Regions from separate parts of the Homo sapiens genome. Here region 1 is linked to region 2. A link is a loop called in an ENCODE intact Hi-C map of the cell type or tissue named here. Cell type or tissue: heart right ventricle. All regions are shown on one strand.

Evidence for each region. Hi-C counts contacts between places; a loop is a spot of excess contacts. Peaks named below come from ENCODE experiments on the same cell type or tissue, not always from the same donor. Only the 100,000 strongest peaks of a DNase experiment are listed, where the experiment ranks them.
Region 1: it touches region 2 in a loop (4-fold over the local background); 7 of 110 quality-filtered maps call a loop at or near these places.

The regions. Positions count from the first base shown.
Region 1 is chr5:16,130,262-16,135,261 of GRCh38, reverse strand. All of the region lies in intron 2 of MARCHF11 (membrane associated ring-CH-type finger 11), which reads left to right. The region is part of intron 1 of MARCHF11-AS1 (MARCHF11 antisense RNA 1); the gene reads right to left. Among named protein-coding and RNA genes, the nearest start is that of MARCHF11-AS1, 3.6 kb to the right of the region's middle. In heart right ventricle, no CTCF peak of the experiment used is centred here; no DNase peak of the experiment used is centred here; H3K4me3 peaks cover 2,171 bases; H3K27ac peaks cover 2,051 bases.
Region 2 is chr5:16,005,570-16,010,569 of GRCh38, reverse strand. No RefSeq gene overlaps it. Among named protein-coding and RNA genes, the nearest start is that of MIR887, 73 kb to the right of the region's middle. In heart right ventricle, no CTCF peak of the experiment used is centred here; a DNase peak (open chromatin) is centred at 2,344; H3K27ac peaks cover 1,383 bases.

The DNA of each region.
Region 1 (5,000 bases), 120 kb before region 2:
CTGTAAATGACCCAGCAGGGGCCCCTTTTGAATCTCATCCTGTTTATTTCTGTTCACCTCAGCACTTAACAATGCCAGTCTGAATTCATACAGCTTCCTGGTTTAGTAACTGGCCCAAAGCTGTTAAGTTTATATGTTCTGCCATTATGCAGTCATTGATGAAAAATATTCTAAAATGAGCTGGCCAGGAACTGACCTCTAAGTTCACTCAAAACTATGTGTGCGTGTTTGCATGTGTGTGTGTGTGTGTGTGTGTGTGTGTGAGAGAGAGAGAGAGAGAGAGAAATCACTCATAATCCTGCAGGTATAGAGACTAGTTGGCATGATTTTGTGTTTCCTTCTAGATTTAAATATACATGCACACATATAATTTTATTGAATTGTACTCATGTTTTATATACCTAAATTTTTTATCAAGTTTTCTCTTTGTATTATGCTTTCTCATGTTGGTAAATATTCTTTACATATGGATTTTGTAATGGCTGCATAACTTTTAAATATAAGGATATGCCAGAACTTATTTAGTCACTTTCTTATTGTTGAAATTCTTATATTATCAAATTCTGTCCTTATTTATAACTATTTCATTAAGATAGGGTTTGAGAAGTATGGCTAATAGGTGAAAGAACATGATAATTTTTTTGGTGATAATTTCTTCTGTTGTTTTATTTCAAAATACTGCATGTATAGCTATATAATGCAGGCATTAACATTTTGTGCCTGTATAACAGAATACTACAGACTGGGTAATTTATAAAGAGGAGAAAGTTGTTGGCTAATGGTTCTGGAGGCTGGAAATTTGAAGATTGAGGAGCTGATCTGGCAGGGTCTTTCTTGCTGTGTCATCGCATGGCAGCACGCAAAGAGAAGGCAATAAGAGATCAGACTTGCAGCCTCAAGCCTTTTATAATTGGCAATAATCCACTCATGAGGGTGGAACCCTCATGACCTAAACCTTCCCCATTAGGTCCCACGTCCCACATGATTGTATTACATTTCCAGCACATGCTTTTTGAGGAACACAGTAAACCACAGCAATATATAATAGGAGATGGCTTATGAGAGCGCCTGTGTCATTTTACATTCCCACCAGTATTATGAGTGACTGCCTTTCCATGCCAGGCTCAACACTGAGCCTCATGAGTTTTTAAATTTGTTTCGACTTAATATAGGAACAATGACACTCCATTGCTTTAACGATTGTTTCTTTTTATCAATAGAGTTGACTAGTTTATGATGTTTATGAGTCATTTGTATTTCTTCTGAAAATTTTCTGAACAGGTCCTTTGGCCAATTTTCTGTGCAGGTATTAGAGTTTTGATTATTTCCCTTAAGGACGTTTCAAACCAACCTTGTACAAGCTATGGCCCGCGGGCCACAAGCAGCCCAGAGCAGCTTTGAATACAGCCCAAAACAAATATATAAACTTTCTTAAAACCTTATGAGATTTTTTTTTTAAAGCTCATCAGCTGTCATTAGTGTTAGTGTATTTAATGTGTGGTCCAAGACAATTCTTCTTCCATTGTCGCTCAGGGAAGCCAAAAGATTGGACACTCTGTTTTAAATATTTCAACTTTTTTCATGTTTTTGCAAATGTGTGTGTGTGTGTGTGCATGTGTATGTGTGTTTATGCAAGAGCATGTGCATGTAACATTTTTTGTTTCTATTTATGTAAGTTAGTTAGCTAGTGCTGTGTAAGAAAAGATCCAAAACTCAGTGGCTTACAACAATAATTCTTTGTTATTATTTGTCAGTTTTTATGTATCTATGTGGTCTTTTGGTCTTGTTGGATTCTCTCATGCCTCTGTGGTCAGATGTGGGGTGAAGAGATACTTCTGCTGATCTTAGCTGAGATCTCTTGCATTTTGGGCACTGGCGGCTGGCTGATCTCTGATGGCCTAGACTAGGGCAACTGGGCTCTCTCTCCTTCAGCAAGTAAGCTTAGCTTGTTCAAATGATGGGGTTCCAAGGAAGGTTTAGAACTTGTGCATAGCTACTCCTGACACATTCTGTTGGGAAAAACAAATCAGAGATGAACACCAAATTCCAGGGAAGGGGAAATACACTCTACTTCTTAGTGGGAGGAACTGCAAATTTTGTATGTTACAAAGGGCATAGATCAAGGAAGAGTGAATAATTGGGGCCACTTTTTTTTCAATCTTCCACAGTAGGCAACTTAAAAAAAAATCATTTTAGGATATCTCTTCATCCTTTTGATTATTTTTTCTAAGATATGTCAAATAAACTTTTTTAAAATTAATTTTACTCTGATTAAGTACATGAAGATTTCCTTCACTACGTCTTTATTTTTTGCATCCATTCCTATTGTTCATGTTTATGTCAGTTGCTTACTGCAGTGTGAATTTTGATTTGCCTATTATGTTTTATTATTTTCTTGCAATTATTTATCTTTATTTCTATTGCAGCCAATTGTGTTTTCCTCTGTTCCTACTAACTTTTCATTTGAAGAGTTTTCTCTCCATGTTATTTTCTGTTCTTGTTTCTTATAAAGCATAGCTTCCTTCATACTTTCTTAGATTTCCAAGAAGTTTTCCAAAATGTCCTTGCATTTTCTTTAATAAAACATTAGCTCTCTTACTCTTGGTGTCCAGGCCAACACTTCACCCTATTTTGTTCCCCCAGCACTTTGTATGTAAATCATCCATATCCAAATACAACCCCTTGTTTGCTTGTCAGTCAAATGTTTTTGCATTATCCTGGTAGTTTGCCTTTTAAACAACATTCTTTCAACAACTAGAGGTCCGTGTACAAACTGTCCATCATTGACTGTGCCATGTCAGGCACTGTAGAAGGGTCATGAGGTCCATGTTAAGGAGGAAGAAGCTAAAGACAAAAGTGAAGTGAAAACTTCTAGACCAAAAAGAGTGGAACCCTGGCACAGGTACTAAGTCGGACTGTTGGGACCCACCTGGCTGGCCTGAAGGTTGATGAGATCAGACGAAAAGGAACATAGCCAGCTGGCCACTCATCACACCGTGTCCCTTCTCCTTCTCAGCTGTATACTTATTTCCTCTTATTGTTGCTCTTAGGCCATTTAAACACCTGGAGAATATCTAATTTGGTACTTGGCTCTGAACATGGCAGTAAACCTGTTTATAGTCTTATACACATCCTGCATCCCCCTGCACCATCTGGTCAGTCTCCACAGTCACAGTTGGTAGATGCTCTGAGCCCTTGCCATGGGGCTCTGGATCAGGGATGAAATGAATCCCCCGTAGCCAGTCTCTGAACGGCACTCATGGATTGCAGTCAGTGGCTTCTTCACTGCTTTCCTTTTTCGTTCTTTCTACGTTAGTGAACTTTACTTTACCACAGAGCACCTGCTACTTAATTATTGTGTCTCCCTTTAAATGATGCCACATCACCACTACTTAATATCTGACACCAGACACCAGCAAAAGTTAGAACTGAGTAGGTATTTAGAAAAACAAAAGGACATATGGTCCAGTTCTTAAGCACGAAGTAGTGATCTTTCCATTTAAGCTGTCCATCATGAAATGGCAATGTTCCCAGAATGTTTGAGCTGAAATGGATCTGGGAGACCACCAAGTTCAACTTCGTCATTGTATCAGAGGAAACCGAATCCCAGAGGGGCTGAGCGGCTCATTTATGATTCCAGAGTTGGTCATTGAAAGACAGGTCTCATACCCAGGTCTCTTAAATCCTCTGCCTTTTTCTTCACCACTCCCACCCCCGACCAGTTCTTCTCATTGCTTTGCTGATAACATTACATTTTGTTTTAGATTGCATTTTTTCTTTCCTTTCTAATACCAAGGTCCACATGTTTTTCACCCTTCTTTTAGTATAATTACACATTTGTATATTTATTCTAGTTCAAAATGGATTGAATATGTTTCCATAATTGATTTCTTGTTGTCTAGAAAATTACAGATAACAAACTAGTTTATTAGGTAATTGTTTTCTACTCCCATTTCTCCATAGAAGGTAATTCAAAGGGGATTATGTGACTGCTTACTGAACCAAACTGCATTGCTGCATGTTACTTCTTCATGATGGTTATTTGCTTTCTTCCTTAAACATTAATTAGGAGTCATTGCCATCAGAACCAGAATTTTGAACTTGTTTAAGGAATTACTTTGAACTGTTATAGCACTTTCCTTAATATTACATGTTGATTTGTGTTAATTTACCTTTCCCTTCTATCTATTATTCAGGCTATCCTCTGCTGATTGAAATATTCAAGGTACTGCTGGCTTTCACATGTATATTTAAAGGCACGTGTAAATATTCAACATTATCTTATCAACTTAAAATGAAGAAGATATCAGATCATATTTGCCTGTTAAATTAACAGGAGCCTTCAGGCATATGCATTAAAATAATTTGTGTCAGATACAAAAAGAGTTAGAAGGTGAACTAATTTCAATGAGAATGGAAAATGTGATGTCTAGTAAAAATTACATAAACATATTTGGGGTTAGACCGTCAGTTCATGGTTTGATCCCTGGCAGTAGTGCTAAGATTAACCTGTGATGGCATTTGTCTTCTACCCCAAAAATGACAATACAAATTAGAAGTGTACCTTGAGCATTCCTGACTCCATTCAATGACACTTCTGGGTTGTTTACACTGATAAAATTGCTATTTTTGTTTGTCCTTTTATGTCTGCTCCTTTCATGTATGCCATCACCAAGAGAATTTTTACCAGAACCAAGAAGTTTTCTTTTCCAAGAACAGTTTATCCTCTCTATTTAGTAGCACCCTGCAGTAATTATATTCTGTAACTGCCCAGCCAGAATCTTTACAGAAGTGCACAAAACAACAAAACTATATTCATAATGCCCACATATCACCAGCACATTTTAAATCACAATTTCACAATTATTTAGCTTAGCAAATGTGTTCAAGTTAAGGATCTGAATCTTATCGAAGTGCTCATAACCTTTATTGGCTAGTAAGACAGAGTAAAGGTTAACAAAAAAGATGAACACATCTTTTGTGTGTGTGTGTGTGTGTGT
Region 2 (5,000 bases):
CAAAGGTATCAGCTTAAAACAATTATCACAAAGGTATTAGCTTAAAACATTTATTATCTCATAGTTTCTGTAGGTCAGAAGTTCAGTGATCTCTACTGCATCCTCTGCTTAGGGTCTCATAAGGCCTAAATCAGCAGGGCTGGATCTTTTATGTAAGTTCAAGGAATGAATCCACTTCCAACCTCACTCAAATTGCTGGTTGAGTTCCGTTCTTTGTAATGCTAAGACTGATCTCCCCTTTCTTGCTAGCTGTTACCAGGAAGCCAGTCTTTGCTCCTATAGGCTATCTGCATTTCTTCCCATGCTTTCCGTGTGGCCTCTTCCAACAATGGTGGGTTGTGTTCCTTTCACACTTCAAGTCTCTTTGACTTCTCTATGGCTGCATCTTTCTCACTCAAGCTGGAAAAAGTTCTCTGCTTTTAAGGACACATGATTAAATTGAGTCCACTCAATCCTAGATAATCCCCCTATTTTAAGGTTTATAATATTAAATACATAATATTAACTACATCTGTAAAGTCCCATGTGCCATAAAATGTGACATACTCACAGGTTTCAGGAATTAAGGTATGGACATCTTTGGAGGTCATTCTGACTACCACATTGACCAATGGGATATTAGCACAGGACATGCAGGCAGAGGCTTGAAATGTGCATGCAAGGATGGTTTGATCTCTGGTTCTTCAATCATCACCATAAGAATAACTTCCCCAGGTAGCTGAATGCCCTTCTCTATGGGTCCCAGAATAAATACACTTGGAAGAATTCTGAGCCCCACATGTAAGAAGGAAGCAAGGGCAACTCAATCAGCAGCTAGAAGCAGAGCCACCCAGCTGAGCCCAGTCTGTATTAATCCATCTGCTCTGAGTCAACCTACAGACCCATTATCCTAAAAAGAATCACTTATTGTTGTCTGCCACTGAGTCTGAGGGACTCAGCTTTATTGTGGCAATTGCTGACTGATATAGCAATTGACCTTAAAAAGTAAAGCAAAGTATCTCTTTTCTTGTTTTATTTTCTACACCCAACATAAGTTTCATTTCAAAATCAGTTCCAATCCTAAGTCATCCAAGAATCTGAGCTTTGTTACTGTAAAAAGGCCCTGGCTAAGGACAGAAAACTTGGACTGAAATTCTGGCTGTACTTTTGGCTTATGTGATCTTGCATAAGTTATTTACTCTGTATATGTCTTGAAATCTTCATATATTAAACCAAGATAATAAATCCAAGCTCATAGAATTATAGTAAAAATTAAATAAAATAGTAAATTTAGTCACTCAACTCTTCTTTAGTGTAGTCATGAAACTAATACTTATTGAGTTATTACCATTAGTCAGGCATTATGTTAAGAACTGAGGAATCAAAGATAGTTAAGACAAATTTCTATCTTTAAGAAGTGTATATTCTAGTGATGAGAGCATTTTATAAATGTTAAAGCAGCCTACAAACCCAGGGCATTACTGTGGTGGTGGTTCTTTCTTCCCACCCCATACCTCTTCCTCCTCTCCCTCCTCCTCCTCCTCCTTCTCCTTCTTCTTCTTCTTCTCTTCCTCTTCTTCCTTCTCATCAGTCATAAACTGCTTTTCCATACCTGCTGTCCCATTTTCTTCTAACTTTTCAATCAACCATTGGCTTATTATAAAGATTAACATCTCGCAAATCCTACCTTCACATTCTTCACATGAAATAAAAGATAGTTATCTTTATGCATTGGAGAAACAGCATTTGACTTCAGGAAACCCAGATTCACTAATCCCTATAGGCAAGCACAGTGGCTTTTCAGTTGAAAAGTGTTAATCATTCTTAAATCTATTCAAAATCCTCTTTTTTATTTTCTTCACTCACAAAATGTACCTCAGGGTATATTTGCCTCTTTATCAAAACCCAACAACAACACAAATGAGTTACATGAATTCCATACAAAATATAATAATGGAAATGGTCCAACTGCCTTTGTTGCTTTAATCTTTGAAAACCCATTCCAACTAGTCATCTTTTCTTCTGGATGGGAGCATTTATGTAAATACATGTGGCCCTTGATAGTTCTCTCTCCCAGACACAGTTATTATTTAAAGTATATAACCCAAGAGAGTGTTTTTGGAGCTTTGTGTTCTTGTCATTCGCCATGGTACTGGAGCTGTTGGTTTGCTTCTCTACCTCTTTCCGTCTTCTTTTCCCCTTGTGTTATGTCCCTGGATGAGAGAAAATTTTCTTTTTGTTGGGTTGCTCCTAATAGTAAAAAATAATGCTAAGTGTGCATAGCTTGACCTGCTCTGGAACAATTCACCAACACCCCAACTGACATAATATTGGCATTGAAACTCACCTCAGGGACACATCAACACCCTCCTAAGAGCTGCCAGGAGGGCTGCTACACTGTGATAAAATTCTTCTTCCCTCCAACATGAAAATTGACAGTGTTTCCATGGAGCCCTCTTAACTCTGTCTCTAGTGGGGGCCTCTGATCTAGGCTCAAAGTTCACTCAAAAGCCACTGGGATGGCCAATCATTCAGATCCCTCACTGCTCTCAAAGACTTTCTTACTATGAAGATATTGCTATACAGAATGATTGATTAGGTGGTAACAGGCACTCAGCACCATCATGCTTTCAGAGGAGACAGTCAAGAGAGTATAATTTGCAGCCATGCTCAGTGAAGGGACAGGTCACTCATTGTTCAGGTAGAGGCCCTCTGAGAAATGCAATGTATTTTTGTCATTCTGGTCATCACTTGTACCAGAATATAATATCCAACCTTTGGGCGTAAGATCCAGAAAAGATAAGATGCATTTGGGAATGGGAAATACTGTTTACTGGTGCTGGTCCTGAGGGACATGGTGAGGCACATCAGAGAGGCACAGCACCCAAATGAGTCCTGAACACCTTGTGTCAAGAAAAGAAAACACTTTTTGTGCAAGGCCACAAGAACATGAGAGGTCAGAATCTGAAGGGTTAAGTAAGCGAACAAAACCAGGAGGCAAAGGGAAGCTTGCAGAGATACAGAGAGAGCAAAGATGAAATAACATGTGGGTTTAGAATAAGGTGGTTTGGCTGTACTGTACTCTGGCTGTCCCATTTCCCCTGAAGCTTGGTGTACAGTGTCTTCTTCAGTCAAGGATAGGAGGTCCTGAATTGGGAGGCTTGGAACAAATCCCACACCCTAGTTCTTCTGTAGCTCAAACAAGTGGGCTCAATAAAAATAAGACTCCTTCAGACTCCTTCAGCTTCCTCCTCACCCAAGCATATGATGAAACTTCAGAGGATTGATTTGTCTGTCAATGCCTTACAACATTATGTTTAAAAGAGACCTTAAAGGCCATGTGGATTAATCTTGTGCCTTTAGGCAGATTTCTCTTGGCCACCCAAGAATATTCTTCATATTGATATGAAGCTATTAGTACAAAAATCAAACCAGAGAAGTTATGGCCCTCACAGATATGTGGTCAAGGCCTTATGTCTTCTTGAGGAAGATCTAACTAGCAAGCTTTAATCTAATGGCATAGACCCCAGATGGTAGCATTTCCAAGATGGATTATCATCACCTATTCTTACCTCTATCTTCTATTGGGTTTTCCAGTGCTTGGCACATAGTAGGTATTTCAGAAATATTTGGGGCATGAATAAAAGACTCAGGTGCATATCCTTTGTTCCCACATAGCTGACAAGGTCAATTAAGAAGGGTTATAAGGCAGGGCACAGTGGTTCATGCCTATATTCTCAGAATTTTGGGAGCCTAAGGTAGGTGGATCTCTTGAGTCCAGGAGTTTGAGGTCAGCCTGGGAAACATGGAGAAGACCATCTCTACTAAAAATACAAAAATTAGCTGGGCATGGTGGCACACGCCTGTAATCCCAGGTACTGGGGAGGCTAAGGCACAAAAATTACTTGAACCCGGGAGGCAGAGGTTGCACTGAGCTGAGACCATGCCACTGCACTCCAGCCAGGGTGACAGAGGTAGACTCTCTCTCAAAAAAAATAATAATAATAATAATAATAATCAGACTAGACCAACCAGGCAGAAAATCCTCACTGTGAAGTTTCCACTACTGGAAAATGAAAACTAGTCTGGCTCTTATTAGAAAGGAATATGGTTCACATTTCAAAAACATTGCATAGATAAGCTGTGGTGGATAAGCAGGTGGGCAAGCAAAGAGGAAATATTTATTGTTTAAATCTCACACGCATTGTGATGAATAACAATTGGCAAGTCGTGTCTATGAAATTGGATTCCCAACAACAACAACAAAAAACTGTATGACCATCTCGATGCTGCTCACATGCAGAATGGAGACTGGACACAAGGAAACTGGCTATCTGGACTAAGCTGAGATTCCAGTGCCATGCCTTAAACCTGCAGGGAGCCATCTGGGAGTAAGCTGTGCTGGGGCTTTTTGATTTGGGGAATGGGGGACTTTTATCCATAGGTCATTTCTGGCTGTCACATAGTCCAGGGGTAGATGTCATGGAGGACACTGACTGATCCATACACAGACTCCTTTCTGCAAATTAGAAAACACACTCACTCTTGGTGAATGTAGCCCAACTTAGCAGTGGGCTGGCAGGCAGGACATGAGCTGGACTCCAGTTCCCACTCACCTCCCTGATGAGCCACATTTGCACAGAGCTCCAATTGCATGCCTGAGTGTGGTGGCTTTGGTGATGTGGCTGGGGCTTCCCAGGATTCATCCTGAGAAGTCAAGGAGATGGAGCCAGGAGAAGATGTTTCTTTGGTTTCTGGGTCTTTCATTTCTGGTGTTTGCTGAATACAAGGGAGGAATCTGAATTTATTTGACCAAAGTAGAAGTATTTAATATGGGTTCCTCAGATTCTTAAACTTCACAGACCGGCTTCTTCTGTAAATCTTCCAACATTCATATATTAATAGCTTTTTGATCATGTGGATATAAAGATTTTTCTAGAAAAAGATTTCAAAGGTTTCACTAGTCTCCAAGGGATCAGTAACCCCAAAAAGGTTAAAATGACTGGTCTAAGTATTTGTAG